7 separate regions of the Mus musculus genome follow, and all the other regions are linked to region 1. The links are chromatin loops, found by intact Hi-C in ENCODE. Cell type or tissue: heart. All regions are shown on one strand. Region 1 overlaps Gm36355 (a long non-coding RNA gene). Region 2 overlaps Pparg (peroxisome proliferator activated receptor gamma). Region 3 holds the start of Tamm41 (TAM41 mitochondrial translocator assembly and maintenance homolog). Region 4 overlaps Syn2 (synapsin II). Region 5 has its middle 12 kb from the start of Tamm41. Region 6 overlaps Syn2 (synapsin II). Region 7 overlaps Pparg (peroxisome proliferator activated receptor gamma).

The links. A loop is a pair of places that touch in the nucleus more often than their neighbours do. Peaks named below come from ENCODE experiments on the same cell type or tissue, not always from the same donor. Only the 100,000 strongest peaks of a DNase experiment are listed, where the experiment ranks them.
Region 2: it touches region 1 in a loop (2.7-fold over the local background); 2 of 42 quality-filtered maps call a loop at or near these places.
Region 3: it touches region 1 in a loop (2.0-fold over the local background); 11 of 42 quality-filtered maps call a loop at or near these places.
Region 4: it touches region 1 in a loop (11-fold over the local background); 8 of 42 quality-filtered maps call a loop at or near these places.
Region 5: it touches region 1 in a loop (2.2-fold over the local background); 14 of 42 quality-filtered maps call a loop at or near these places.
Region 6: a loop joins it to region 1, with 8 times the contacts of the local background. A loop is called at or near these places in 17 of 42 quality-filtered maps.
Region 7: it touches region 1 in a loop (2.4-fold over the local background); 5 of 42 quality-filtered maps call a loop at or near these places.

Annotation. Positions count from the first base shown.
Region 1 is chr6:115,536,625-115,540,624 of GRCm38, forward strand. Gm36355 (a long non-coding RNA gene) reads right to left here. Exons shown (of 7, transcript XR_869382.3): 3 at 2,423-2,560; 4 at 1,917-1,991; 5 at 235-339. Among named protein-coding and RNA genes, the nearest start is that of Gm36355, 6.0 kb to the right of the region's middle. In heart, a CTCF peak has its summit at 2,466 (motif pointing left); a DNase peak (open chromatin) is centred at 2,477; H3K4me3 peaks cover 567 bases; H3K27ac peaks cover 638 bases; H3K27me3 peaks cover 1,659 bases.
Region 2 is chr6:115,460,170-115,464,169 of GRCm38, forward strand. Pparg (peroxisome proliferator activated receptor gamma) reads left to right here. Exons shown (of 8, transcript NM_001308354.1): 6 at 2,917-3,116. Among named protein-coding and RNA genes, the nearest start is that of Gm36301, 57 kb to the right of the region's middle. In heart, a CTCF peak has its summit at 1,583 (motif pointing left); a DNase peak (open chromatin) is centred at 2,962.
Region 3 is chr6:115,036,430-115,040,429 of GRCm38, forward strand. Tamm41 (TAM41 mitochondrial translocator assembly and maintenance homolog) reads right to left here and starts at 1,445. Exons shown (of 8, transcript NM_026894.1): 1 at 1,221-1,445. The coding sequence starts at 1,355. In heart, a CTCF peak has its summit at 1,522; a DNase peak (open chromatin) is centred at 1,462; H3K4me3 peaks cover 1,425 bases; H3K27ac peaks cover 762 bases.
Region 4 is chr6:115,172,989-115,176,988 of GRCm38, forward strand. The region is part of intron 1 of Syn2 (synapsin II); the gene reads left to right. Among named protein-coding and RNA genes, the nearest start is that of Syn2, 40 kb to the left of the region's middle. In heart, a CTCF peak has its summit at 2,069 (motif pointing right); no DNase peak of the experiment used is centred here; H3K27me3 peaks cover 289 bases.
Region 5 is chr6:115,047,549-115,051,548 of GRCm38, forward strand. No RefSeq gene overlaps it. Among named protein-coding and RNA genes, the nearest start is that of Tamm41, 12 kb to the left of the region's middle. In heart, a CTCF peak has its summit at 1,676; no DNase peak of the experiment used is centred here; H3K27me3 peaks cover 804 bases.
Region 6 is chr6:115,265,772-115,269,771 of GRCm38, forward strand. The region is part of intron 10 of Syn2 (synapsin II); the gene reads left to right. Among named protein-coding and RNA genes, the nearest start is that of Timp4, 16 kb to the left of the region's middle. In heart, a CTCF peak has its summit at 2,323 (motif pointing left); DNase peaks (open chromatin) are centred at 2,310, 3,410 and 3,990; H3K27me3 peaks cover 3,740 bases.
Region 7 is chr6:115,431,045-115,435,044 of GRCm38, forward strand. The region is part of intron 2 of Pparg (peroxisome proliferator activated receptor gamma); the gene reads left to right. Among named protein-coding and RNA genes, the nearest start is that of Pparg, 71 kb to the left of the region's middle. In heart, a CTCF peak has its summit at 1,946; a DNase peak (open chromatin) is centred at 1,947.

The DNA of each region.
Region 1 (4,000 bases):
AAGGGTTCGTTTTATTCATTTATAAAAGGTTCGCCCCAAACTCTGCTACACATGCCTCAGCCACCCAGCCTTCACACGTAAGCTCTATGGTCTAGCATGCTGCATGTCAAGGCTGCAAACTCTAGCCTGCAACACATGAAAGCTATATATGATACAGCCTGCTGCATGCTAAGGCTCTGTGTTCTAGCCTGCTACACACCAACGCGCAGCCTACTGCCTTCATCTGCCACTGACCAAAACATCCCTGCGCAGCACAGAAGGTCACTTGATTGCGTCTTTCTCCATCATGATCAGTAGAACACCAGCGCTCAAGGACTTTGCATGCCGGTCAGCACCACCCTGGGAGACAAAAAGCAAATGTGAAAACTGGGTTTACTTTCTGGCTGGAGCACCTGGCATTAGAAAGTGGGTGCCGCCCAGCAAGGTCACGTGTGACCACAGCTTCAGAGAAAATGACCAAAGCAAAGGACAGAGGGGAAGTGGGCTCACCGTGTAGCCACTGCCAGACAGCAGCTTCCACGACAGAACTACTTGGCCCTGGCCTCCTCTGTCCTGTGTCCTCCCTGAGGCAGGCCAGCAGTCACTGAGATGTACCTATCTCCCTGCAGGAGTGACAGTAGCAGGGGTGGATACCTGGGCCCTCCCTGCAAATGCTCATGAATGGGACCTCACTAACTACAAATCCTGGGACCAGACCTGGGGTCTCATCCTTCCCAGCTATCCTCAGGCCTCAGAGTGCTACCACCACCTTCCGACCCCAGGCAGGAAAGTCTGGCTTATGTGTACTCCCTGAAGCAGCTTTTGTATTCACATAAATAACAGGAGAAATAATATGGCGATCGGTTTCCATACCCACCACCCAGATTTATTTCCATGGATTTTGTTTTGTTTTTAAGAAATGAAGCATTAGAGGCAAAATTAAAGCCCCTTTATCCCCTGCCAATTGGGCACCATAGATGACTGGGCATTGGTATATGAACATATCTACATGTACATCCAATACGTGATACATTGTGTTTTAATTTTCATAAGGTTATATATTATCCTGTATCTTTATCATGTGTTTAAAATTTGCCTATCAATACGCTGACGGAGAAACGTGTTAGTAAGTTAGTTTGTTCACCTTTACAGCCTACTGCCATGCAGTATTCTACTCTAAGGATGCTGTACAGTGTGTGTCTATGGCGCATTTTATGACTGTGCCATCCATATAGGGAGAAACAGTTAGGCTCTTTCTCTCAAAACATACACAAACATGCACACACGAATGCACAGGCACACACATGCACACTCAACTACATGCCACATTTTGATTTATACGAGAAGTCTGGCTGGAGGGGGGATCCGCATGTAAGGGTGCTTTCTGCTCTGCCTTGGAACCTGAGTCCTATTCCCAGCACCTCCACCAGTGGCTCAACTGCCTGTCACCCCAGCTCCAGGGGATCCAACAACCCATTCTGGCTTCGCCAAGCAGTTTGACCCATGCATACATATATACATACATATATACATAAAATATTTTTCTTTAAAAAGGCATTTGGGCTGAGAGACAGCTCAGTGATTAAGAGCGCTCACTGTTCCGTCCTGCAGAGTCCCAGTCCCAGTCCCCACGTCGGGCAGCTCACAGTCATCAGCCTGTAACCCCAGCTCCAGGGGGATCCCACCTCTGGCCTGGTTGGGCACCCGCACTCTTGTGCACAAACCGATACACAAGACACATATGCAGACACGGTTTTAAAAAGAAGATCTTTGTATGTCTACGAGTAGTACACACAAGTTTCTCTAAGAAATTAGCCCCACAATAGGATGTGTTAGGCTGTTAAAGGAAGGCAGAGAGAGGTGGGCATAATAAACCTGAGATCCAGCATCGCCTCGAGCAAGTGTCAGCTCTGTGTGACCTTGGACAAGTCACTTACCTGTTTGCATCTAGTGAAGCCAGTGTTCTGATCTCTAACTTGGAGGATCTTGAAAAGGATCAAGCTCCTGTCCCTCTAAAAAAAAGGAGTGGAAATGGGCCAGGTGACTTCTTCAATAATACTATGGTGATCTGGGTTGTTTTAGTTGGGTTTTTATTTTTTTCTGACAACCACAATAGCCTAAAGGCAGCAGCTGGATACCATGCAAAGGCCCAGCAAACCTCGAGGGCTCGCTGCTCGCCCCTCACCACGTGGCCCCAAGTTAATGCGGAACCCTTGTTTATAGGTGAAACAGGAGTGGCCCCCACCCCGGAAAAGTGGTCGAGTGGTCATAGGGCGTCTAGCAACACGGGCCTCTCCTTTTCTGTGGTTCAACAGATTCTCCCTCAAAACTGAGGAAGGCTTGTTCTGCCAGCAGGATGAAGCTGGATCGCATCCTGGGTCGGGTAGATTTGGTGTTTCCGCAGCTCTAGTTGAAGATGGTGCCCATCAGCACAAGGCTTCACCTGGAGTGGTTGAAATTTGCTGAAATGCCGCCATCTCGTGGTTGAGATGCAACACTGCAGGGTCCGGCCTCTCAGGAAAACAATGGTGCGACAGGGTCTGCCCAGCCCTGCTCAGAAATGCGGCCGGCTCCCCATTGTCTGCGGGGTAAAGTCCGAAAGCCAAGCCTGGAATTCAAGCTCCTCCACAATCCGCCCCACCTTGCCTATCCGGCCTTATCTCGACTCCGACCTCCTGCCCCGGCCAGGTCCAGCTCCTCCCTGAACCTCCAAGCTGAGTCCAGCCTCTCACTGTGGCCAGCCCTGTGCTCCAGACAACCATCAGGCCCCCAGCTTCTAAGCCAGCTCTTCTAGGAAGCCTTCCTAGTCCATCAAGGGCCCCACCGCCATCACCTGCCCTCCCACCAACTCTTAACAGAGTCGTGGTTTTTTTTTTTTTTTTTGGTTTTTTTTTTTTTCCAACACTGCATGCTTGTTGTTTGGGTGTTTGAGCTAAGCCCTAGAGTCCCATGAGGCCGTTGAGGCTGGGAGTCCATGGAGCCTGCTCTGGTCCCAGCTACCCGAAACAGAGACAGAGGTGATAGCACCCAACTCACAGGCGTGCTATGACAACCACACAATGGCCATAGTAGAGGTGAGCAGGATGGCTAGATAAAACACAGGGCATCATCTAGTTGACCTCGAACTTCAGCCTTGAAAACTGTCGAATCTATACACCAAATTTCATGCCTATAATCCCAATACTTGGGAGATGAAGATCCGAGTTCAAGGTTATTCTGTGCTACATGCAGAGTTTGAAGCCAGCAACATCAGACGGTTTCTGAATGGGAAGAAAGGAAGAAACTGAAGGAAGGGAGAGAGAGAGAGGCAGGGAGGGAGGAAGACAAGGTTATAACTGCTCCTAAGTATGGTGGAGGAGTAAGTTTATTATAGATATAAGGGAGAGATAGCCAGAGGCAGAGACATCTGGGAGAGTCCAAAGTGGTCATGACCTGAACCATATGGGGAGAGGGGGGAGGGAAAAGGAGAGACAGGAACCAAGTACAACAGCCAGGAGGCCAAAGGCCCAAAAGGAGAGGCAGGTAACCAAAATATCTGGGTTACATAGGGAAGAGTCTCTGGGAAAAGGGCAGCCCTAGCCCAGCCCCTGGGCTGGAGAGTTCAGGGTAGAGGGCAGGGGCATAGCAGCCATATCCTGTAACAGGTAGGGACTAAGGGATGCTGGAAGAACCTGGTGGCCAGGTCTACTTTGATATGTTAAATAGGCACCTCAGCCTATTGTCCCAAATTTGAAACTTAACAGTTAACAGTTTCAAACCCCTTCCCCTTCCCCCACCCTCACCCCCAACAAAAAGTACGTGGGAGGGGGGGGCAACTTTTTAAAAAAATATATTTTAAAAAATTATGTGTTGGTTCTGTTCATGACTCACATTAAGATTCGGTGTCCCCAGACAGTTGGGACACCTTTAATCCCAGCACTCAGGAGGCTGAAGCAGGTAGATCTCTGAGTTTGAAGCCAGCCTGGTCTACAGAGTTAAGTTCCAGGACAGGAAGAGCTACACAGAAAAACCCTTATCTGGA
Region 2 (4,000 bases), 76 kb before region 1:
GTGGGAAACATGTAAGTTTAGAATATTTCTAAGTGGTTCTCACATGCTCTGGCCCCTTTTCCTCAAAAGGCAACAAAACAAAAAAGTTCTGTGTGAAAGAGGTGGTGGTTAGCCATGGCTTTGCAGAGGACTATAAAAGGATCTTCTGCACTGGTGTTAAATTGTTGTTACTTTGTACATATTAACTAATCGGCATAACTGGCGTTTCCATGTCATATTCCACGTCATATTCTCCCCATTCCCTTTCCTTGTTCCTTTCCTCTTCCAAATTACCCAGCCCCCTTCTACCTCTATGTTATTGTCTTCATCATCCTTCTTTCTCTTCTCCTCCTTTTCCTCTTCTCCTTCTCCCTCCCCTTCCCCCCCTTCTTTTATTTTGTGACCTAATGAGTTTACTTAGGAGAGCATATAGAAGCATGTGTGAGGGCTATTTACAGGAGCTTGGGCAACTTACCAGTGGCTACACCACTGAAGAAAATGCCTCTGCCTCCTCCAGCAACCATTAACTACCCATAGATCCCTCAGGGACAGATGGGGTCTTGTTGAGCAGTTCTCCATTTCATAATGACCATGTATTTTATTCATTGTATTTCAAAATGTTCTACAAGTACTTAATATGTACCCAACAATATGCTAAGTGCTGAGTGTAATGAGCAAGGAAGACTCCTGTCTTCAAGGAGACTGCAGACAAGGAGAGAAAAGAAAACACCCTTATCGACTATTGTGGCCAGAGCTATTAAAATAGAAGACAGTAGAGTCATGGTCATAGACTGAGGGATCCCAGTGGATCTGGGGACCAGGTGGGAGGGCCCCTCAGTAAGCTGACATTCCCTATCCCAGTGCAGCTGAAATGGAAGAATAATGAAGAGGGAGTCTGCAATTTTGACTTTTTTTAAATGGCAATTGTTTAAAGATTTCTGTTTGAATAGGTCATGTGCAAAGGTTATATTTAGAAAATGTATCTAAACATATGCTGATCTAATGTAAACTGAGAGGCAAACATCTTTTCCCCTCTAACTCCAAGCAAGGTCTCTTAAGAAGCCCCTGTAGGGCAATAGTTTTATTAGTGATAAAGTATAGGGCCAACTGAGATGAACTTACACATTTGAGACTCGAGGACAAATCAGTCTTTTCTCTAAAACAAAATTTGCTGGGCATGGTAGTGACCTGTAATCCCACCAACTAGAAAGGTTGGTGCAGAGGAGTTTCACATCCTGGGCCACATTGTGTTATGCCCAAGACCTAGTCTCAAACTATAAAATACAATAAAAATAATATGAACTGAGTTGTAGCTCAGTGGTAGAACATGAGTTCAGCATGCACAAGACCCAAGACTCAATCCCCAGCACCAACGATTAAATAAAGTCACTGAACAGATAGAAATGTTCCTGTATACCTTGTCTTATGATAAATATACTATCTTTAGTGTAAGAATAAAAACCATCCACCTGGAGCTGGAGAGATGGCTTAGCAGTTAAGAGCACTATCTGCTCTTGCAGAGGACCCAGGTTTGATTCCCAACTCCCACATAACAATTAACATCTGTCTGTCACTCCAATTCCAGGGAACCCATTGCCCTCTGCTGGCCTCCTCAGACATTAGGTACACACTGTGATGCAGAGATGCAGGCAAATTCACACAATTTTTTTTTAATTTTTTAACATCTCAAAAACAAACAAACAAACAAACAAAAAAAGCACAAACCTGTTGGTTCTCATATTCAGCAACATTGATTGAGTTCTACCAAGTACTAAGATATATGTAAATGTGCCCCAACCTTTGCTCACAAGTAGCCTATCATCTAAGTAAAAGAGCCCACCATCATCTTGAGTGTCACATAGAATGGTGCTCAAGATACTACTAAGTATGAGAGCAAGATGTTCCACTGGAGAAAAGCAGTGTCCTAAAGAGAGCTAGCTCAACAAAGAATGGTGTCAAAGAAACATTACTCAAAGGGACATTTTATAAGTAATATCAGACCAGGAAGTAGGAAATTTTATGCAAGTTAGAAGTCTATAAACAGATTACTATTTATTTAATTTTTTTGGGGAAGGCCTTGCACATGCCAAGCAAGGGTTCTGTGCCCAAAGGACACCCCAGCTCACACAGGTCAATTCCTACATTAGGCCCTACAGTCTGTCTTAAGTCTTTGCTTTGCATTCACACTTCCTCACTCCTTGAGAAGCCAAATTAAAGGTATTCTGATGAACCTCATTAAGGGGGAATTCTGCAGAGTTAGGGGGTAAGTCAGTTTCCATCCATTTAATGTCCAAGTTCCCTGGTCTTTCTTTACAACAGAAACGGATAGCTCATATGAACTGACTGAGAACAGGGCCTATGTTTGTACAACTTGAACTTCTCCGTAACTGTTTAATTCATGAAACACAAAGATGCTCCTGCCGTACCTTTTATGAAGTGCAGAGGTTACCAAGATAATTATGACAGTGTCCCTGTCTGCAGGACATTGTTCTACAGAGGGGTTAGAGGTATAAAAAGTCATAATTATAGTACAGTGTGAACATTTTGATTGTTGAAATGCTTAGGGTTGGGGGAACACTGGGAAGAAATAATTAGCTGTACTTGAAAGCTCTATAAAGATGACTTTGCATCTTTGGATAGGAGTTGTCTCTCGATTCATGTTTAAATGAATATGTATTCCTGTTTGCTAGCGGATCCTTCCAATTTCCTAACAGGATCGTATGTTGCCTTTTTTAACTGAAGAAGTAAATAAGTTAATTTCATTTGTCTGTGCTACTGTTGCGAAATAAAAACATGAGCAAAGTGGTAGATAGAAGGCAGAACCAGCGCCGGGTGGAGAGAGGGACTCTCAGTGTGGGAACCAAGATTAGGGAGAGCACAATGCGGAGCCCTAGTAATGATCCAATGATTCATCCTGTCATTCCTCTTCCTCTGTAGCCATCAGGTTTGGGCGGATGCCACAGGCCGAGAAGGAGAAGCTGTTGGCGGAGATCTCCAGTGATATCGACCAGCTGAACCCAGAGTCTGCTGATCTGCGAGCCCTGGCAAAGCATTTGTATGACTCATACATAAAGTCCTTCCCGCTGACCAAAGCCAAGGCGAGGGCGATCTTGACAGGAAAGACAACGGACAAATCAGTTAGTTCTCTTCTGCTCTCTTCACTGGGGGAGGCTGGGGCTGGGGGTTGTTTCCTTTGACTAAATGATTTGCTTTGGTGCACATGCATATGCAAAAACAAACAAACAAACAAACAAAAAACAGCTCAGCTGCAGGCTGTTAAAATCTAGTGGCAGGCTAGGTCCAAAACACAGGAAATGTCTTCAAATAGGATAAGTAAACATTGTTCTGAAAAGGGAGTAAGTCCTCCAAGCTGTAATAAAAAACCTTTGAGAGTAATACAAGAGCTCATAGGTCATCTCTACACTCATGAATGAACGTGAAGCCTTCCAGTCACAAGAGTGTCTCAGAAGCCGTGCAGGAGGCTGAGCAGGTGTGTTAAGCTGTTGTGTCCCACTTCTACCTTTCAGTTTTTCTATGGTCATTTGTCCCAGGTCCAAAGTGGGCACAAAAGTACATCAGGATATCATGAGACCTATTTCCTTACAGTACCTAGCTTTATTCCTGGGAAACTGGAGGCTCTGGCCTTCTATTATATACATGAGTTCTACTTTCTGCAAGGATCTAAGTTGCCTATGCTACTCCAATGGAATGGTTGGTTGCTTGCTTGCTTGCTTGGTTTAGTATGCTAACTATTGGATTGAATCCCAGGCAAGCATGTTGGGTACATGTGTGCTAGAACTAAGCTACAGTCCCAAGCCACAAAAGTATTCTTAAGTACCTGGAGATTCTTTGACTGATATTGTTTAGCAATTCATAATAGATGAAAATTATCATTGAATCCAGTTTTCTAGGAAGCAGAAAGCTTCTGATAGGAAGTTGAGAATCAACATCAAATTACATTAAAATAAAACCTCAATGCTGCTCCCCAGTCCACCAGCAGCTGCAAGTGTGCACTGGATTG
Region 3 (4,000 bases), 500 kb before region 1:
ATTTCTGAGACAGGGTCTCTTACTGACCTGGAGCTTGCCAAGTATGCCGGGAGCCAGGAAGCCCCAGGGATCCACCGGTTTCTGTCTCCCTAAAGCTGGGATTACAAGTGGGTACACCACAATGCCTGACTGAAGGATGATTGTAAAAAAAAAAATGTATAATTATGATAATCTATATGAAGTAACTGGACAGCTCACAATTTCTCATATGCCCATGATCCATACTTTCCCATTTGTTAGAGAAAATCGGTAGGATGTAGAAGAAATTCAAGAAACACCAGGTGAATTTTAACTGGAAGAAAGACCTGGCCAGGAGCTAGACCCAGGATGCCCTACTGTACAGTGACTGAGACTCCGTACTCTGGAGTAACAAGCCTCAATCCTAACTAGATTCCTGTTCAATGTGCTGACCTGAATAAATGTGCTACCTGCCTGGGCCCTACACCCAGTCCATCAACTTCCTGAAGCCCACGGATCATTCCGTATTTTCTCCTTATCTTTCGATGGGATTTTCAAAGTTAGCTTCCAATTAGTCACCTGGGATGTTTTACACACTGCTAAAGTCCTAGGCCAATGAAATCAATCCCTGCAGACAAAACCAGTCTTTGTATTGCTAAAAAGCTATGGAAAACTCCAATGACAAAGGCTGAAAACACTTAAGTAGGACCTGCTACTTTGTTTTTTCCCCCTTCCCACTACATCTCTGCAATGCCACCACCTCTTCCTCATCACTCCCAACTTAGATTGGAGACAGACTACTCATGCCTCACTTATCCTATCAGCTCAGGCTGGTGATGGATCGGCATATAATAGCACTTGCTGCCAAACCAGATAAACTGAGTTCAACCTACCACGACCCACGTGGTGCAAGGAGAGAAACAACTCCCTCAAGTCGTCCTGTGACCTTCAAGTGTGCGCAGAAGTACAGGTGCGCTTGCTATATAATCACTAAGTAAATGTAAACATATAGATTTGCCTGGCGTGACAACACGAGCCTTTTAATTCCAGTACTGTGAGTTCGAGGGCAGCCTTCAGCCAACCCTGACCAGGGAAATCCAAATTCCGCTCACACCGAAGGACACTTTGCTAGGATGAACATTTCAACAATTGGCTCTTGGCGTGTCCGGGCTCCGCAGGAATGAAAGGCATGCGAGGAACGGCGAGGGCGAACAGGTGCCAGGCATGGGACTGGTCGGGGAACTAGGGGGCCTCCGACTCACCTCCTGGTGGGCACTGGGTCCTGCCTGGCGATACACCGCGGAGCCGTAGGCGAAGGCCAAACTCAGGTCCTCCGGGAAGTGAGCCAGGATCCTGCGCAGGCCCACGCCCGAGCTGTGCAGCGCCTGCAGCGCCATGGGCGGGCTGGCCCGCCGGTGGGACAGACGGTGCTGTGCCGACCCTGTGCTCGCAATTCCCGGTCGTGCGGACCGCGCTTCCGCCCGGTCCCGCCCCTCCACGCACGCGCGCTTCAGAGCGGGCAGCTGGCAACCTGCGGGGAGGCCGAGGCTCCGTAGCGCCCTCTAGCCGGCGGAGGAGCACATTACATGTCTATCCTGTGACAACCTGCTATAGAGCCTAGCAAATCCTTTGTAGCACTAAAACTACGAATGGTTATTAAACCATTTAATTAATTAAATCATCCTTATATTGATTTTCTTTTTGCTTTTTGTTTTTTTTTTTGAGATAGGGTTTCTCTGTGTATCCCTGTCTGTCCTGGACTAACTCTGTAGACCAGGCTGGCCTCAAAGCATTCAGACAGGGTTTCACTGTGCAACAGCCCTGGAATTTGCTATATAGACAAAGCTGGCCTCGAACTCACAGCCATCCACCTGCCTCTGTCTCCAAAGGGCTAAGATGAAAGCATGAACTACCTCATTCACAACCTTGTGGAGCTATCACCTCTAGTGCCAAGTTGTAGGAGCATTTGAAGATTTAGAAAAACAAAAGAAATGTAAAACATGCCGGCCCAGGGGATTGTGATTGCTAGAAACTGACTGTGGTTTCTTCATGTTAAAGGTCTTTTTCAAGTCTGATAATAAATAAATGTTCCATAAAAGGAAACATATTGTATAAATATTCCCTCACATTTGCATTCAATTTTAGAGTCAGAGAAGTCTTCTTGCCCCTTCAGGGATGGTGTCTTAGTCAGGGTTTCTATTCCTGCACAAACATCATGACCAAGAAGCAAGTTGGGGAGGAAAGGGTTTATTCAGCTTACATTTCCACATTGCTGCTCATCACCAAGGAAGTCAGGACTGGAGCTCAAGCAGGTCAGAAAGCAGGAGCTGATGCAGAGGCCATGGAGGGATGTTCTTTACTGGCTTGCTTCCCCTGGCTTGCTCAGTTTGCTCTCTTATAGAATACAAGACTACCAGCCCAGAGATGGTCTGACCAATAAGGGGCCTTTCCCCCTTGATCACTAATTGAGAAAATGCCTTACAGTTGGATCTCATGGAGGCATTTCCTCAACTGAAGCTCCTTTCTCTGTGATAACTCCAGCTGTGTCAAGTTGACACAAAACTAGCCAGTACAATTGACCCCTTGTCAACCTGATACACAAACACATCACTAGTAAGCCTCAACCCTTACATTCTTATTCATCCCCAAGATCTAAATAACTTTAAAAGTCCCACAGTCTTTACATATTCTTTTTTTTGGGGGGGGGCTTGTTTAAACACTTTATTCAGAGGCTTGGGGAAAGATGGTAGAACACGCTGTCTGCTGTCCTGCGCGGGGCAGACCTTAGAGCAGTCCCGGTCGCTAAGAGCGTCTTTACATATTCTTAAAATTTCAATCTCTTTAAAATATCCATCTCTTTTAAAATCCAAACTCTTTTTACAATTAAAAGTTTCTTAACTGTGGGATCCACTAAAATACTTCCTTCCTTCAAGAGGGAAAAATATCAGGGCACAGTCACAATCAAAAGCAAAAATTATCCAATGTCTGGGATCCAACTCACAATCTTCTGGGCTCCTCCAAGGGCTTGAGTCCTTCTTCAGCCCTGTCCTTTGTAGCACACAGCTTGTCTTCTAGGCTCCAGATGTCTGTACTCCACTGCTGCTACTGTTCTTGGTGGTCATTCATGGTACTGGCATCTCCAAAATGCTGCTGTCTTCTGCTGTAACTAGGCTTCACCAATAGCCTCTCATGGCTCTCTTCATGGTGCTAAGCTTCAACTCCTTTGCATGACCCCTTCAGTCCTGGGACATTAATTGCTACTGAGACTGCACCTTCACCAATGGCCTCTCACAGTGCCAAGCCTCAGCTGCTCTTTATGACCACTTCATGCCTTCAAAACCAGTACTACCTGGGTAACTCTTACACATTACCAAGTCCTGATGCAGCAAGAGGTACAACTTTGGCTATCTCTGGAACACAGCTTCTTTGGGCTTTCAGAAAACACTTCCCAGAAGATATCATCTCAATGATGCTGGTCCCTCTTAATCACTGCTAATTTCTTAGCTCCAGCTAACCAGCACCAATAGTCCCAGTAATGCCAAGTTTTCTTTCACCTTAATAGTTCTGGTATCTTGTTAATCACAGCTGATTCTTCAGCCCCAGCTAACCAGAACCACAGAATTGTCACAATCCAAAATAGCAATGGCCCTGAAAAGAGTCTTTAATTTTCCCTCTGAAATTTCACAAGCCAGACCTCCATTTTCTGCATTATTCTCAACATTATCTCCCAAGCTCCTACACAACATCTCACAGAGCTCTTAACACCGAATGGATCTTCTGTCCCAAAGTTCCAAAGTCCTTCCACAGTCCTCCCCAAAACATGGTCAAGTTGTCACAGGAAGACCCCACTTCTGGTACCAATTTGTCTTAGTCAGGGTTTCTATTCCTGCACAAACATCATGACCAAGAAGCAAGTTGGGGAGGAAAGGGTTTATTCAGCTTACATTTCCACATTGCTGCTCATCACCAAGGAAGTCAGGACTGGAGCTCAAGCAGGTCAGAAAGCAGGAGCTGATGCAGAGGCCATGGAGGGATGTTCTTT
Region 4 (4,000 bases), 360 kb before region 1:
TTTCTCCCCAGTATGGAAGTCTATAGCAGTTCATCTGCTTCTTTTTTCTTTCTTTCAATCTGTCTGTTCTCGTGTGAATCCTGTCTTATTTTACAGGCGTGCTATAGCTGTCTTGGGACTGGAGCTCATCTTGCTCATTTTTGTATTTCCATATTTATTACCTACCAGGAATCCTTGTTTATAACACCTGTTATTTGTTGAGTTTCTGTTTTCCCGATCCCACGCCTAGCAGATTGTTTTTATTCCTACCCGTTCACCAAACTGTACTTAATATCCTTTTCTTTCCATTTCTTTTTTTTGAGCCAGGATCTTGTTAAGTAGCCTTGACTGAAATGTAAATGAGGAAAATACCTAATAAAAAAAATAAAAATTAAAAAAAAAAAGAAATTGCTAACTTTATATGCCCCAGTACAGGGGAACGACAGGGCCAAAAAGGGGGAGTGGGTGGGTAGGGGATTGGGGGGGTGGGTATGGGGGACCTTTGGGATAGCATTGAAAATGTAAATGAGGGAAATACCTAATAAAAAAAATAAAAATTAAAAAAAAGAAATTGCTCCATATTGGATAACTTGCAGTAATAAATTATACATGTATGTAATAAATATATGTGTAATTTATAAAATATTATTAAATTTCTATGTATATTTACAAAAAAAATATCTTTTAAAAATAAATAAATGCTCTGACTACTCTATGCAAAGTAGGCACCTCTCATTATTAACCCCAGTCTTTCCTTGATTTACTTTGTAAGAGTCGAATAAATCATTATCAGTTGGCCTGTTCACTTGTGCATCTGCCTTCACCAGGGGCAGCTAAGTCCCGTAAAGGTAGATGTTCCCTTTATCTTGTTCTCCACTCTTTTCCTGAATCCTAGGACACAGCAACTCTCAATACATACTGTTAATAGATGGAGGAAGGACACATAACTTACACACTGGCTGATTATGACTATAAAATTAAAGAAAGAATTAATAGTACTTGGACCACTAATTTTTTAAAAATGTTTTTAGGTAGTGATAAGAAGCGTTCTGAGTAGATTGTTCAAAAAAAAAAAAAAAAAAAGTAGCCTTGGCTGCTCTGGAGCGTGTTCTGAAGCTGAAGTCAGTGTTGGTCTTGCCATGTTTCTTGCCTTAGCTTCCCGCAGGCATCCCTAGTCCCTGTAAGTTTTCTTTTCAGTGGTGAGGATCAAATCCAGGTCCCAGTGAGTTATGGGTAAGCCCTCTACCTATGAGATACAGCCATAGAAAGAAATATTTTTAGCGTTGACAATTTAACACAAAAGTTGGTTTCAGTCCTCTGTAATAATATGCTCTCTAAGAAATACCCCTGAATTGGGAGTCTGAATGTGAACTCTGGCCCAGATCCGACTTGTTAAGTTATACTTCTAGAGAACATTTGTTATTTTTATGTCTGAGTGTCATTTCCCCTTTATACTAGGGAATACAGGTTTTTCTGGGGAGTACTTCCTCCCCAGTACTCAGGCTTTGGACAGCACGTTTTATCTCTGACTCCAAGGATGAGCATGTAAGTATGCCTTGCTAATAAGAGCACTGTACTCTCATCCACAGAGATAGGTTTAGGTATGCGCTTCCAGTCTTAGTTTGAATTTGTCATTCTGACTTTTGATTTTTAGAGCATAGATTTATCTTTTTTTGCAATGGACTTTAATTTTGGAGGATGGGTCAACAAGTGAAACCAAAACAAACATGATAAGAAAGTAGGTCTTTTGAATTCCTAAAAAGTTATTTATCCCAAACCTATACTTTTAAAATATGTGTATTAATGAATTTTTCATTCTTTGTTTATACTGGCATGTATAATAAGCTTTAGTGAGTTTCTACTTCCTTGTCTTTAAAATAAGTACACTAGGTTCAAAAGCAGTAGATTTACCTTTTTGTTAATATATGTTTAAAACAATGAGTTGGTTTTTGTTTGTTGGTTTTTTGTAGTCTAAGTGTTCTTGGTCTCATTGTCCTTATAGGTTACAGGGGTCAGAGTTCAGGACCTCTCCTGGCATTCATTCCAGGAATCTGAAACCTGAACTTGCAGCCCATGATCATTCCTCTGTCTTACCGCCAGGGGGCTGTGCAAGAGCTGCATCATGAAAATGATGTTCGTTGCATTGCATTTAATTTAGTGTTTTTATTTTTAAGTGTCAGCAGCTGTTTAATGCCTGAGATGTAATTATAATTTATAATAAACGATAAGTTTAGAGAGTTTTCTGATGCAATAAAAAGGAGTGGCTAAAGTAAGACATTTGAATTCATTGATCTTTGCTGCAAGTAGAAGTTTGGTTTCTAAAACAAAACAAAAAAAATCAGGTTTTTATGCATAAAATAAACGACTCGATTGCTTCAATATTAATAATTATTTCCTTCCTTGGGGGGGATTCTGTTGTTTAGGGAGACCACCACTGGGATAACCATCACTGATAAGAAACTTTCACATAGTGTTTTACATTTCCCACAATCCTAGGACTGTGTCAGACCTCGGGCACAGTTATTCACTTGTCTCGGGCTTGCATTGTCCTCTGCGTGTTTGCTTGTCCTCTGCCCCATCCCTACCACACTGTGGTCTCCTAGGACAGCAGTGATAAGGACCTGGTTTGTGGGCCCCATGGAGCTGGATTTTGCCGTACGAACAGGTATCAAGCTCCATGCCTGGAAGCACAGGGGTGGACTGTGGAGAAGTGAAGGGGGGAAAGAAGCCAAAATCAGTTATTTTTAGGGGAAAAGAGCTTCAATTTACACCATATTCTGGTGAGGAAAAGTCTTGGGGTGTGGAGAGGCAGAACAGACATGGGCTTTAATTAGTTCCTTCCCCCTTTACCAGGCAATCATTTGTTCTCAGAGCATTTTATACTTTACTTTACAGTTGTAAATTACAACTGCAATTAACTAGTTATTTCTTTAGTGGTTATTCTGTGCTGTAAGTTTCTACTGGAATACAATCAATAAGAATAATATATTTTTGAAATCTGGGAAGCTGACTCAGTTAGTAAAGTGCTTGTTTTCCAAGAACAAGAGCCTGAGTTTAACTCCCAGAACCTATGTTTAAAAATTAAAAAAAAAAGCTGTGTGTGATGGCTGTGTGTGCAATCCTCATGCCAGCAGGCAGAGACAGGTGTATCAGTGGGCTTTCAGGCCAGCTAGTTTGTCATTTGGTCCTCAGCCCAGAGGAGACCGTGTTTAAAAACAAGGTTTACGGTGCCTGAGGAATTACACTGAAGTTATCCTTTGATCTCCACATATGTTTACACAAACACACCTGTACACATGTGTATCACACATGTGCATACACATGCAGTTGTGTGTGTGTGCGCATGTGCAACAGAGATTTGTTGAATGAATAAAAGAAAGTCTGGTAAGTTGGATGGGTGAATTAAAATCAGCCTGAGTCTAAGATAAAAGGATGGATCATCCAGACACTGCCCCACCCGGGGGTCCATCCCATAATCAGCCACCAAACGCAGACACTATTGCATATGCCAGCAAGATTTTGCTGAAAGGACCCTGATATAGCTGTCTCCTATGAGGCTATGCCAGTGCCTGACAAATACAGAAGTTGATGCTCACAGTCATGTATAGGATGGAACACAGGGCCCCCAATGGAGGAGCTAGAGAAAGTACCCAAGGAGCTGAAAGGGTCTGCAACCCTATAGGTGGAACAACAGTATGAACTAACCAGTACCCCCCGGAGCTCGTGTCTAGCTGCATATGTAGCAGAAGATGGCCTAGTCGGCCATCATTGGGAAGAGAGGCCCCTGGGTCTTGCAAACTTTATATGCTCCAGTACCAGGGAAATGCCAGGGCCAAGAAGTGGGAGTGAGTAGGTAGGGGAGCAGGGCGGGGTGGGGGGAGGATGGTATAGGAGACTTTTTGGGATAGCATTTGAAATGTAAATGAAGAAAATATCTAATAATTTTTTTTTTTTTAAAAATCAGCCTGAGTGACTTTGCTAAGAATTTTATGGATTCTAAGTGGAATGGGAAGCTGTGCAA
Region 5 (4,000 bases), 490 kb before region 1:
ATTTTTTAAAAAAGCCTCTGATAGAGTGTATCTGATGAGTGTCTGGGTCAATGAACACATCAAGATGGAGGAGGACATGCTTGTGAGTGCACGGATGCTCCAGGTCCTCCCCAGTGAGTACACAGATCTTCCAGGTCCTCCCCTTGTGCTCTGTCTCTTTTCCTCCCCACCCCCACCCCCATTCTATTCCCTCCACTTCCATTTCCTCCTTGCACTTTAGTCTTGGGTATTTCTATTGACTTGTGTTCAGGCTGGAGACTTTTCTTAGTCACATCCACAATGCCCCATCAGAAGCATCTCCTTTTTTCCTTTGTTTGCTTGCTGCATTAAATATTTTTCTCAGACTATCTTTTGATTCTCAGAATTTCTACCACTGCACTTATATGATCCACTTCCTGCATGAAGCTGCTAAATCCCTTGGCACATGAATGATAAGCAGTTTAAGTTTCTTATGTGGCAATTCCACCATCTGTGCCACATCTGAGATATCTCGGAGTCTGTATCCTCTCTCTCTCTCCCCCTCCCTCCCTCCCTTCTTTCTATCCCACCCCCCTTTTGCTCACTCACTCGTGTGTGTGTGTGTGTGTGTGTCAGAGAGAGAGAGAGAGAGAGAGAGAGAGAGAGAGAGAGAGAGAGAGAGAGAGAGAGAGAGAGAGAGTGAATATGCCACGGCATAGGAATACAGCTCAGGTATCTATGTGTGTGCCTTTGACTTTGTTTAAGCCAGGCTCTCTTCTTGGTCACTGCATACACCAAATAGCTGGCAAAACTTCCAGGGATTCCCCTCTCTCTACGCCCCATCTCACCACAGGAGCCCTGGGAATATGGGCACACCACCAGACCTTAGCTTCTCCTGGGTTTGGGGGATTTAAATTGAGGTCTTTGCTCAGGCAGTGATGCTTCACTCACAGAGCCATGCCTGCCCCCAGCCCATAGACTGATACTTCCTCTTGCTTTTTAGCAAACCTTGTAATATTTTGCTGAAAGTGGCACAAGAGTATCAGAAAATGGAAGCTGAAGTATGTCTTTTCCTTCCTTCCTTCCTTCCTTCCTTCCTTCCTTCCTTCCTTCCTTCCTTCCTTCCTTTCCTTCCTTCCTTCCTTTCCCTTTCCCTCTTTTCCTCTTTCTTTCTTTCTTTCTTTCTTTCTTTCTTTCTTTCTTTCTTTCCTTTCTTTCTTTCTTTCTTTCTTTCTTTCTTTCTTTCTTTCTTTCTTTCTTTCTTTCCTTTCTTTCTTTCTTTCTTTCATAAGGTGGAGTATCACCACATAGCCTTAGCTGCTTGAACTCACTGTGTAGACCAGACTGGCCTTGAACTCACAGAGATCCACCTGCGTATGTCTTCCATGTGCCAAGTATGTCTTCCATGTGCTAAGTATGTCTTCCATGTGCTAAGTATGTAGTTCTTTAGCGTGTGGTTTCCATGCTGACCTGGACGGGTAGGCTTTTAAATGTTTGCTAAGGTGGCTTGTACTGCAGCTTCTCATGCCTCTAAAGTCCTTTCTCTGTCTTTGGTCATTCCCAGCTATTCCCTGTCAGACTGAGTCTGTCTTTCCGGCCTTTGTGACTATCATCTGTTTACTGCCCTTGGGCACTGCTGGCAAGCCAGGAAATACAGGGAGGGGATTAAATGGTCAAATCCCAGCCTCTTAGACCCTAGGACAAGGCTTGATGCAGGAAAGCTAGGGGGCGCCAGAGTCAGGGAAATGCCCTTTTTGCAGGTGGACCTGGACTCTGAAAGACCCTGGGGTGTGGTACTTCAAAGCAGAAGATGTTCTGATCTCTTCCACGGTGGTTGATTCCCTTTTCCTCTTCTCAAACCAGGACAAGAATGTTTTAGGCTCACAACTATGTCTGGTGAGTTTCACGGAACTAACCGACTCTGAGACTGTGTCCCCCGGGGTCCCTCACTCACGTGTGAGTCCAAGCTCTTCAGCAGTTTATCAAAGTTACTGTTTAGCATGATGGTAACAGTCCCCCGATTCCAGAATCTTCTATTTCAGGGAAGTAGCTCTTGTGTGCGCGTCTCTGGATTTGTTTGTGTGTCCTGATCTCAGGGAGCAGGAGCTCTTTGCCTCAGTTCAGGGAAAGCAGTGTTTTTCAAGCTGCCTAACCTTTTCTTGTACGAATGGAAGCTGTGGCACCCCAGCTTTCTACCTGCTGGAGATGACGCAGGACTTCTCATTTGTATTCGTCAGCTAATAGATTCTACACGTGGTATGTTCAATTAATACCCGAGAGATTTTTGAGCTCTAGTAAGTAGCACACATTTTTGACTTTTTACTCCAATTTAATTTTTTTTTATTTTTGTATACTTGTCTTAGAACCTATAACCCTGTTGAACTTATTTATTACTTCCATAAGTTCTTGGAGATTCCTTTCAGTTTCTTCATAGAAACCCATGTTGTCTGCACCTATGAGCAATATAATTTCTTTCATTCAACATCTTTATTTATTTTCTTTTTTAAGATTTATTTATTTTATGTATATGAATAAACTGTTGCTGTCTTCGGACACATCAGATGAGGGCGCCGGATCCCATTACAGATGGTTCTGAGCCACCATGTGGTTGTTGGGAATTGAACTCAATACCTCAGGAAGAACAAACAGGCAGTGCTCTTAACTGCTGAACCATCTCTAGCCCTTTATTTTCTTGTTTCAATGTGTCCACTGACCTCCGCATCAGTGGGAATGGGGAAAGTGGACATCCCTTTTTTTTGTTCTGCTGTCCCTCATCATTTGAGTGATTTCAAGGACAGGCTACAGGCTACCTCCGTTTATTATTATTATTATTATTATTATTATTATTGTTATTATTATTATTTTGTTATTAAGTTGAGATACTGAAAATTCTTGTTATGAATAAATATTGTTATTCTGTTACATTTTTCCCTCTCCCACATATGTTTATTGTGGTTTCTCTTCTATTTAAATCCTAAATTCCTTTCCGTCGTTGTCTTCTTTTACTATTGGAAGAAGATGCTCAAAGAACTTCCTTTAGACCAGACCTGCTGGCCATGAGTTCTGTTCTGAGACTGTCTCAACGCCTTCATTTCTGGGGATTTAAAATTTTTGTTTTGTTTTGCTGCATATAGAATTCTGCATTGACAGTTCTCATAAGTGTTGTAGGTAGTACAAGAGCCTGGCCCCACAACAACTCTGGCCATCTTTATTGAAGGCGACATCACTTCTTCCATAGAAGACTGCAGGAAGTAAGGAAGGCATGGAGCAGGGAAACAAATGATCTCTGTTCTCTCCCTGATGCTTTGAGAAGTCACTGACATGGCCACTCAGTTCCTGATACCTATGACAGATTTGGACTCTGAAAGCTTAAAATAAATTCAGCGGTCAGCTAGACTTCAAGTAGACAGCAGGGCTTTGGTTCCATTTTTCCACTCTTCTCTAGGTCCAGCCACACTCCAAGTTGACCAGAGATGATTGCCAGTGGCAACTGAAGCAAAAGCTTCCTCATCCAAGTAACTAGGTTACTCCTTCCTGCATTATCTATGGCGGGATTCAGCCACATGACCATCCCTGGACCAATGAGAAAAGCTGAGAAGTCTAGGCACTGATTGGCTTGAACCTGGGTTCCTGGTGGCATTGATGGTAAGGTGTTCATCTTAGTCTGAGGGACCTTGGCTGGGTAGAACTGAGGCTGGGTCACCATCCCTCTCCTAGGGAAAGAAACAGGAGAAGGAGCAGGGAACAGTGGGAGTGCTGTGAGCTGATGTGGTGGGGAGAACACTGGTGGTCACGTGGCTTCCTTCTTGGGCACCCAGGGAGACTGTATCGCAGTGAGGCTGGGGTCTGACCAGTGGGAAGCAGGAGGTTCTGGAACTCTGTTATGGAATATAATGCAGCAAGGGGGTACCTGGCAGACCCATGCCTAGGCGTCCACTAAGAAATCACACCATACAACAGATCTGGCATAAGGGGGTTTATTTGGGGGGCAGGGAGGGTAGTGAGGACCTGGGAAAGGGGTTAGAGGTAGATGAGTGGACAT
Region 6 (4,000 bases), 270 kb before region 1:
GAGGGTGGCATTGTGCAGTGTCACACCATCTATTACTGCTGGTGAGCATTTCCCTTTTTCTGACATCTGGCTCTGGCAAATTACTTAGTGGTTAAATTTTATAATTTTGTAAATGTAATGAAATCAAGATGTTTGTGTCCCAGTATTCCTTCCAGATCCTAGAATGCCTCTGTAAATAGTTAATGATAACCAGTTAATCACATTGCAGGCTTAATTTCAGCACAGGAACCCTAAGGGGACAACACCCAAATCATATCCAAACCATAATATTCCCCCTTTTAAAAACAAACAATAAGTATTTTCAGTGTAAGCATCTCAGCAGAGCACACTGGCAACCAGGATACTCCCCTGTTATGACACACCCTCCCTCCCAGCCTCTCCAGACTGTTTCCTCACTTGTAAAATGGAGTTAAATGGGTGATTTCTGGATCCCATCCAATACCAGGGTCACCTGCAGTTGGCCAGACCACAAAGTCTGAGGGCATAGTCCTGCACAATGTCTCACTAAGGCCTAGTTAACTTTAATAGAGGACATTACGCAGTAAGACCATCTTCCCTTCTGACATCAACTGAAAGTTCTGGAATTCTAATAGAACTCTGCAGGCATCCAGGAACTCACTGAAAATTATACTCACAGTCACTGCATGTTGTGGAAAACAATTCTGATCAAAACCAAGCCACAGGAAAATGCATAGTGAAGAATCTGAGAAGGTCTAAAAGCAAGCTTCTGTTGCCCCTGGAGTATATCTCTTTCCCTGCATCCATTGGTAATATCTCAGGGATATCACCAATCAGAAGGGTCACCTGAGCGTCACTGTTCAGAGTCATTGCTGGGAATTCATTACCTAAGCCTAACTGATCCGATTGAGCTATCCACACATCCCTCCCACCCTAGATGGCAAACTGATACATGCGGTCTAAGGGGTCCACTGTGAATCACACAGTTCTTGCTTTTCCACCAACACCCTTTGCCTAAATTTCCCCAGGCTGTTTACATAGGTTCTCACTTACCTTTCGCCCACGTGCCCTCTTACATTTTGTGTTCCTGTCGTAGCAATGCCGATCTCAATGGCCTATGCCTCTCTTGTAGCCTCTCCCTAAAATGATTTCCCTCTTTTGTTTTTGGCACGGCTCACTGTTTTGGTAAAGAAACTTTCACCACAGTATAACTAACATTCTTCAATCATCCAAAGATGCCGCCTGCTCAGCAGCTGCTGCCTCTCCTCCTGGAGTTGTGGTTTTCTACTTTCTATCAGGAGAGATTGTTCTTCCCTCTTTGTTTGTTCTTCACTCCTGCCAGGATGCAAGCTCTTTGTAAACAGGAATCTGCTCATCATTTCATCTAAAGGGCTTAGAAAGCATCCAGAATCTAGCAGCCACTGACTATAGTCACACAGGGCTCTCCAGGTGGGATCTCATGTGACTTCATCAGTACAGTGCAGGCCTAGACAAACTAAGAGGCCATCACTAGGCGATGTGATTTCATGAGCCCACCAGCATATATGTGGCCAATCATTGACCTAAATATTGTTATGCAGCACATGACTGAACATCACAGGTGCTCTAAAAAAGGTGGTTGAGAGCAGTTTGCCCAAGTTGCACTCTGTTGTCTGTAGAAAAGGTAAACTACAATAACAAATATAAATCTAATTTTAATACCTCTGCATTTAGGAATAGTTTACCTTTGTCATTTATAATGACCTGTTACTGAATTCCTATCCTAACTTGCTTTTCTTATGCTACCTCTGCCCCTGTAGGTGACACAGAACATGACTGATGATGTGTCCCCATTTGTAATCAGCACCTTTGATGGCCCTCTCATCCTATTTGGGATTAATGTCAGGATCCTAAGGGACCCTTGGTAGCATGCAAACAGAAGAGCTATAAATCAAGAATCATTGCCTGGGTCCCAGCCTACATGTCACATCTCCTGCCAAACCCCTGCATGTGTCATGTATGCCACTCCTCACCCAAGCCACTCTTGTTAGCTTCATTTGTGACCATGCAACCACAGGCTGAATGAGAAAGAACTTACAGCTTGAATCACATAGCCCCATGATTTGCTCTTTGCCCAGTAATATAGAAGAGGACCAGGACAGAACTGTGACTTGGAAAACATAAGCTAGCTAACCACTGTGCATCCTCCCAAGAGTCAGGGAGGCATTGACCACATCACCAAAAGCAGAGCGAGCGGTCAACAACAAAGCTCCATTTGGCTGTCAATGACTAGGTCTCAGCCTGGCTGGAATATTAACCTCCAGGCTGTCCCATGCAATGAAACCTCTACAGTGGTATGCTGTTCTCAGGGTGGCAGTGACACCTTGTGGCCAATGATTGCAGAGCCTCTGTGGTTCATACTTAGCCTTTTGCCTGGTACCCCTGCTGTCCCATCCCCCAAACATACTCAGTCATTTAGAGTAGAAACTTGCTTACTGCTTCCATCTCTAGGGCTTAGGAAAAACCTAGTACCCAGGACCACTGACTATGTCAAGAACAGCTTGACAATTGAGAAACCCCTGAGAAGTGTGAGATGAATCACCAGGATCTGAGACAGGCCTGAAGCTGGGGCTGCGGAGAGCTGGAGCTGCTTCCTAGACTCCCACCTTCAGGTGGCCAGAATTTCAGGTGCTGATTCAGTGAATCTGGTCCTGGTCTTTCTCTGGCACCCCATTGTTATATATTTTACCAGCTCCCTGTTTGGCTTGTGGATGAGGTCCATAGAGACCAAGTTTAAGACCAGGCCTTGGGAAGCATTGACCTGCATTGATGTGCATCTGGGAAAAAGTGAAGCTCGCTCTCTCTCTCTCACTGCCTGAACTGATCAGAAAACACACTGAATGTTGCTTCTAGTCCAAGGGTGGTAATATAACAGGATGGATTCCAACTGAGAGGAGAGGCCAGGATGTTGGGGCTTGTGGCTCATCTACTTTATGGACAAAAGTAAGAGAGCTGTGGCAACAGAGGATGTAGTTCAGCTGGCAGAGTACTTGTATACCACGACTCAAGCGTGCGTGCCTTGGGATCAGTCTCCAGCATAGGCATAAGCCAGGTGTGGTGGCTCCCTTGTAATCTCAGCCTTCTTTCGGTGGAGATATATGAATCAAAAGCTCTGGGTCATCCTTCACTATACAGCAGATTTGATGTTAGCTTAGTATACATGGACCTCTGTCTCAGACCAAACAACATAAGCTAAAGGAGCTTCAGTTGACTACCAGCTGTTTCCAGAAGGCTATGACTCAATGTCTTTAGCTTTCTGATGCCGTCACGGATTAGAAATGGTCCCAGAGGCAAATCTGCTGGAAGACAGGCTTTGACCTTGTATTAAGGAATCAACTCGCCGATACTGAGAGCAGCAACTGCTGCTCGGGACCATGTGACTGTCACATTAATGTTCAGATTTCAGCAGGATAAGCTACTTACTGGGTGGGGAGGTGGTGACAGGATGGGTGGGGGCTGATGAGGCAAGTAGCTCTCAGAACCTTCCAGAACTAGAGTACTGTGCTCCAGGCTGAGTGTAACCACCAGACCTGGGAGAGGTAGTGGGAAAAACTTAGAATAAAAGGACTGGGGTGGGAGGTGTTGGAGCAATGGCTCAGTGCTTAGGAGCACTGGCTGCTCTGGCAGAGGGCCCCCTCTAGTTCCTAGCTCACAGCTATCTGCAAGGATTAAAGATACTTTTCTCTAACTTCTGTGGGCCCCAAGCATGCACACGGCACCCATACATATATGTAGGCAAACACTCATACATATATGATAAATTTTTCTGTGAACTTGTACAAGGAGACCAAGATGAGAGGGGATCTCTTCACTCTGAGAACAGCCTCCAGGGCTGGACGATTAGGGAGAGGCACAACCATCCCTTCAATCCCATATCAGGACTGTTTCACTTGTTCTAAGAGGTAAAGTTAGGACAAACCAAGGCCTTCCTGCTTCCCACAGCAGGCCCGGCTTGAGAGAACGTGTTCCCCAGTGAGTAGAAGCTGAGAACTCCAGGAGATTG
Region 7 (4,000 bases), 110 kb before region 1:
TATTTTTAACATTATTAAACGGTGATTAATTATACATAACTTCATATTATATCTTTAATAAAATTTGGATATGTTGAAATGCAGGACTTATAAATTCTCTGTTACATGTATCATATACACTAAAGTACATGCATGATGGGCATAAGATATAATGCCTGCTGCTTAAGTGATTAAAAATTGTAGCTATCATTATTAAATTATGCTTCTATGAATGAAATTGAGTCATTTTCCTCTTTTAATAAAACAAAGGCCCATGATTCTAATCAAAGATAAGAAAATTGATAGTCAGGTGGTGGTGATGTACACCTTTAATCCCAGCACTTGGGAGGCAGAGGCAGGTGGATTTCTGAGTTTGAGGCCAGCCTGGTCTACAGAGTGAGTTCCAGGACAGCCAGGGCTACACAGAGAAACCCTGTCTCAAGAAAAAAAGGAAAGAAGAGAAGAGGAGAGGAGAGGAGAGGAGAGGAGAGGAGAGGAGAGGAGAGGAGAGGAGAGGAGAGGAGAGGAGAGGAGAGGAGAGAAGAGAAAAGAAAAGAAAAGAAAAGAAAAGAAAAGAAAAGAAAAGAAAAGAAAAGAAAAGAAAAGAAAAGAAAAGAAAAGAAAACTGGTACAGGGTGCTGGCTCAGTTGGTAAAAGTGCTTGCCTAGCATAACATAAACAAGGACCTGAGTTCAATCCCCAGGACCCATATTTTTAAAAAGCCAGCACATATTTATAATCCCAGTACTGGGCAGGGGCGGAGGGTAGGGGTGGGTGGGAAGCAGAAAGATCCAGTGAGAGAACCTGTCTCAAAATTACAGTGGCTGATATTCCTGAAGGTGACATCCAGCACTGACTCTGGCTTCTGCACATACACAGGCTCCTGCACACACATGCTCCTGTGAACATGGATGTACATACACATATATACCCACAATTTTTACAAATAAATAAATAGAGAGAGAGAGAAGCATCTGTTGGTTAAATATTTTTCTTTTATTTCAGTGTATCTTTTCTACTTTTCCATATTATTACCTGATCATTCCTGTTTAATAACACAAAGTGTATGCAAGAAACAGATTTATTCCCACTTGGTAGATTAACTCATTAAAAAATATTACAGTTAAAAGGTATTTATGGGGTTGGGCTAGAGTACAATGGTAGAGTTAAAAACAAAGTATATTCAACTTAATTTTTAACATAACCAAACACATAATCATCTTGTAAAAGTCAGGTAGTATAAAAACTTTAGTAAAAAAAAAAAAAGGTAGCGCCTCAGTGTCTCAATAATTCCCTTTCAAAGGCACTGATACTTTACTCCAGGACCCTCTTCTGACTCTCACCTCCGTGACTTGAGAATCACATGCTTGGCTGCAACTTTGTCTACTGTGTTCACCATCTGTTAACTCTAACCATAGAACATAAGCATTCAACCCTTTTACCACCTCGTTCTTTCTCCCAAACACACTTCTTTCTCCTCTCACCTTCACAATGCAGTTTCCAGTAATTTGGAGTTAAGTCAGTTGTCCATGGTTACATTGTCATAACTTTAAAAGGGATAGTTACAGACTTCAACATCAGTATATTGTGGTTTCATAAGCAGTTTCTCTTCAAATAGTAAGCGGTCACACTGCATGTTTCCTTTCCCTGCGTGTGAATCATGTGTCTAAGTCTTGCAGTCAACATGTTCAACCTTGCCTAACCTAGCACTTCCGGAATTTACTTGACTACCTGATATTTTTCTGTGTAATGATTTTTAATGGAACCTCATTAGCATATGTATAATACAGTTGGGGAGATGCCAGATAAAACAGACTTTCCAGGCCACAAAAGAGCAATTAAGCACTGAGTGAGTAACTTTGAGAAGCCAGGCACTCTCCTTTTCCAGAGGTTTTTAAAACAGGACATCTGTTTTACTCATAGTCCAGTTTGAACAATAGGACTCTGCTGCTGTTTCTTCCTCTTCCTGTCCCCCAGAGGCCGCATTGGAGGCTTTTAGCCACCTTTTACAAGACCATGGGACTCTGGTTACTCTCTCTATATTAAAAAAAAAGACAACTATTATGTATTTAGAGCTTCATACATATCCTAGGTGTTTTTCATATATTATCTCATTAGTCTTCAGAACAGAATGAGGTAGCATTATTTTACAGATGATGAAACTAGCTATAGAGTGAGGGTGGACTAAGACCTCCAAGGCAGAATTTGAATTCAGGCATCAGACATAACACTGCTCCATCCTTTATTGTTAATGTTCAGAACAGCAACCTACAAAAATAACAGATAAGATGTGGTTTATCTGTACTTATTATGTAAAAACTCAGGCCACCACAATGTTTATGATAAAAGTTAACCATTCCTTTAACCTTCCCACTAATTGGAGGTTATTATTTTTGTTAGTGTAGTGCTTACCTTTTCCTTCACTGTGACCAAATGTCTAACAAGAAATGACCTGAAATGAAAGGTTTACTGGGGTCCTGGTTTAAGAAGCTACCACTAAGCCTAGAAATGACAGCAGCCAGCTCAGACTCCTCAAGTCTTTACCCCTCTAAGGAACAGGAAAGTGGAGGATGAAGTAGGGCTGGGCTAAAACCCTCAAGGCCCACCCCTCAGTAGCCCACTTCCTTCAGGTAGGCTCTACCTCTTAAAGGTTCCAAAATAGTGCATGCTAGCTGGGTACCAAGTCCTTCAACATGCAATCCTGTGGAATACATTTCACATTCAAACTGTAGCAGGAAAAATTCTGTTGCAGAGTTCTTCTGCATTTTATTCTGTCACAATCTGCCATCTGGTAAATGGTTTCTTGCATGAGACTATTGAAATTTGATGTGACTCGTATATATTAATTAAGACCAAATACATCTTGATCTATAAAAATTGGCTTGGGATAAAAGTCTCTTTTTTCAACATATTATATCAATATAGTAACAGCATCACACAGCTCAAAGGATGCTGGGCCAAGAGACAGAAAAGATGTGTTCTCGCCCACCCAGTCTCTCGCTGACTGTATTCATAAGCAGATCATTATGTCCATTTTCTTTTACTGTCAAATGGGAAATGACGATTATTTCAAAATGGCTTTCTCCCCTGTAATATTTCAGGATGATTTTTATCTCTGGATGTTGGCTCACAGATGGGAGAGGAACTGTATAATTCCCAAGTTAGTTTGTACTATGCTGTGGTTTACACAAACCAGTGAGGAAGGGCTGGCATATATGATATTAACCTAAAACAAGAAGTCATTGAAAATTTGTGGTTAAGTGTCTCTTGAAAATACTGACAAAGCTACTAAGCTCTAGAGAGTCTATGAGATGTTGTCACATTGCCTCAATACTTATCAGAATACATTTCTCTGAGTTACTCTTTAGCATGACTCTCATCAGTGTCATGCCTGGCCCACCATGAGTTGTTGAAATGTGTTGATGTTTAGTATAGACCTGGAAGATCAGGAAGAGAGATAATTAGTTTAGATTAAGTGTGGCCACAGAGCTTTAGACCTTCTGCATTCAATACCCACTCTTCCTAATAATTGTCCATATATTACTTTGGTATCTGGGCCATATTTCTCCCAAAAGCTTTCAGAGGTGGGCTTGGAATTCACAGCTTCATGTATTTAGACAAGTATTACATTACTGGGATGTATCTTCATGTATTTAGACAAGTATTACATTACCGAGATGTATCTTCCGCTCTTAATTACTCTTCTTTAAGAATTTTGAGTACATGGTGGCACATGCCTATAATCCTATCTCTCAGGAAGCAGAGGGAGGAGGATCAATGTAAGTTCTATGTCAACCACCACTGCACAGTAAAGCCCTATCCAAAACAGAAAAAGAAGAAAAAGAAGAGAAAAGAAAAGAAAAGAAAAGAGAAAGAAAAGGAGAGAAAGGAAAAGAAAGAAAACTCTTGTACTTTACAGAACTGTTCAGAGAATTAAAAGAGATCATGTGTAGTATCTAGTGTAATCATTACCAAAGACTCAGAGGTCGGTTAATATTAACCAGTTTCAATACTGAGGAGG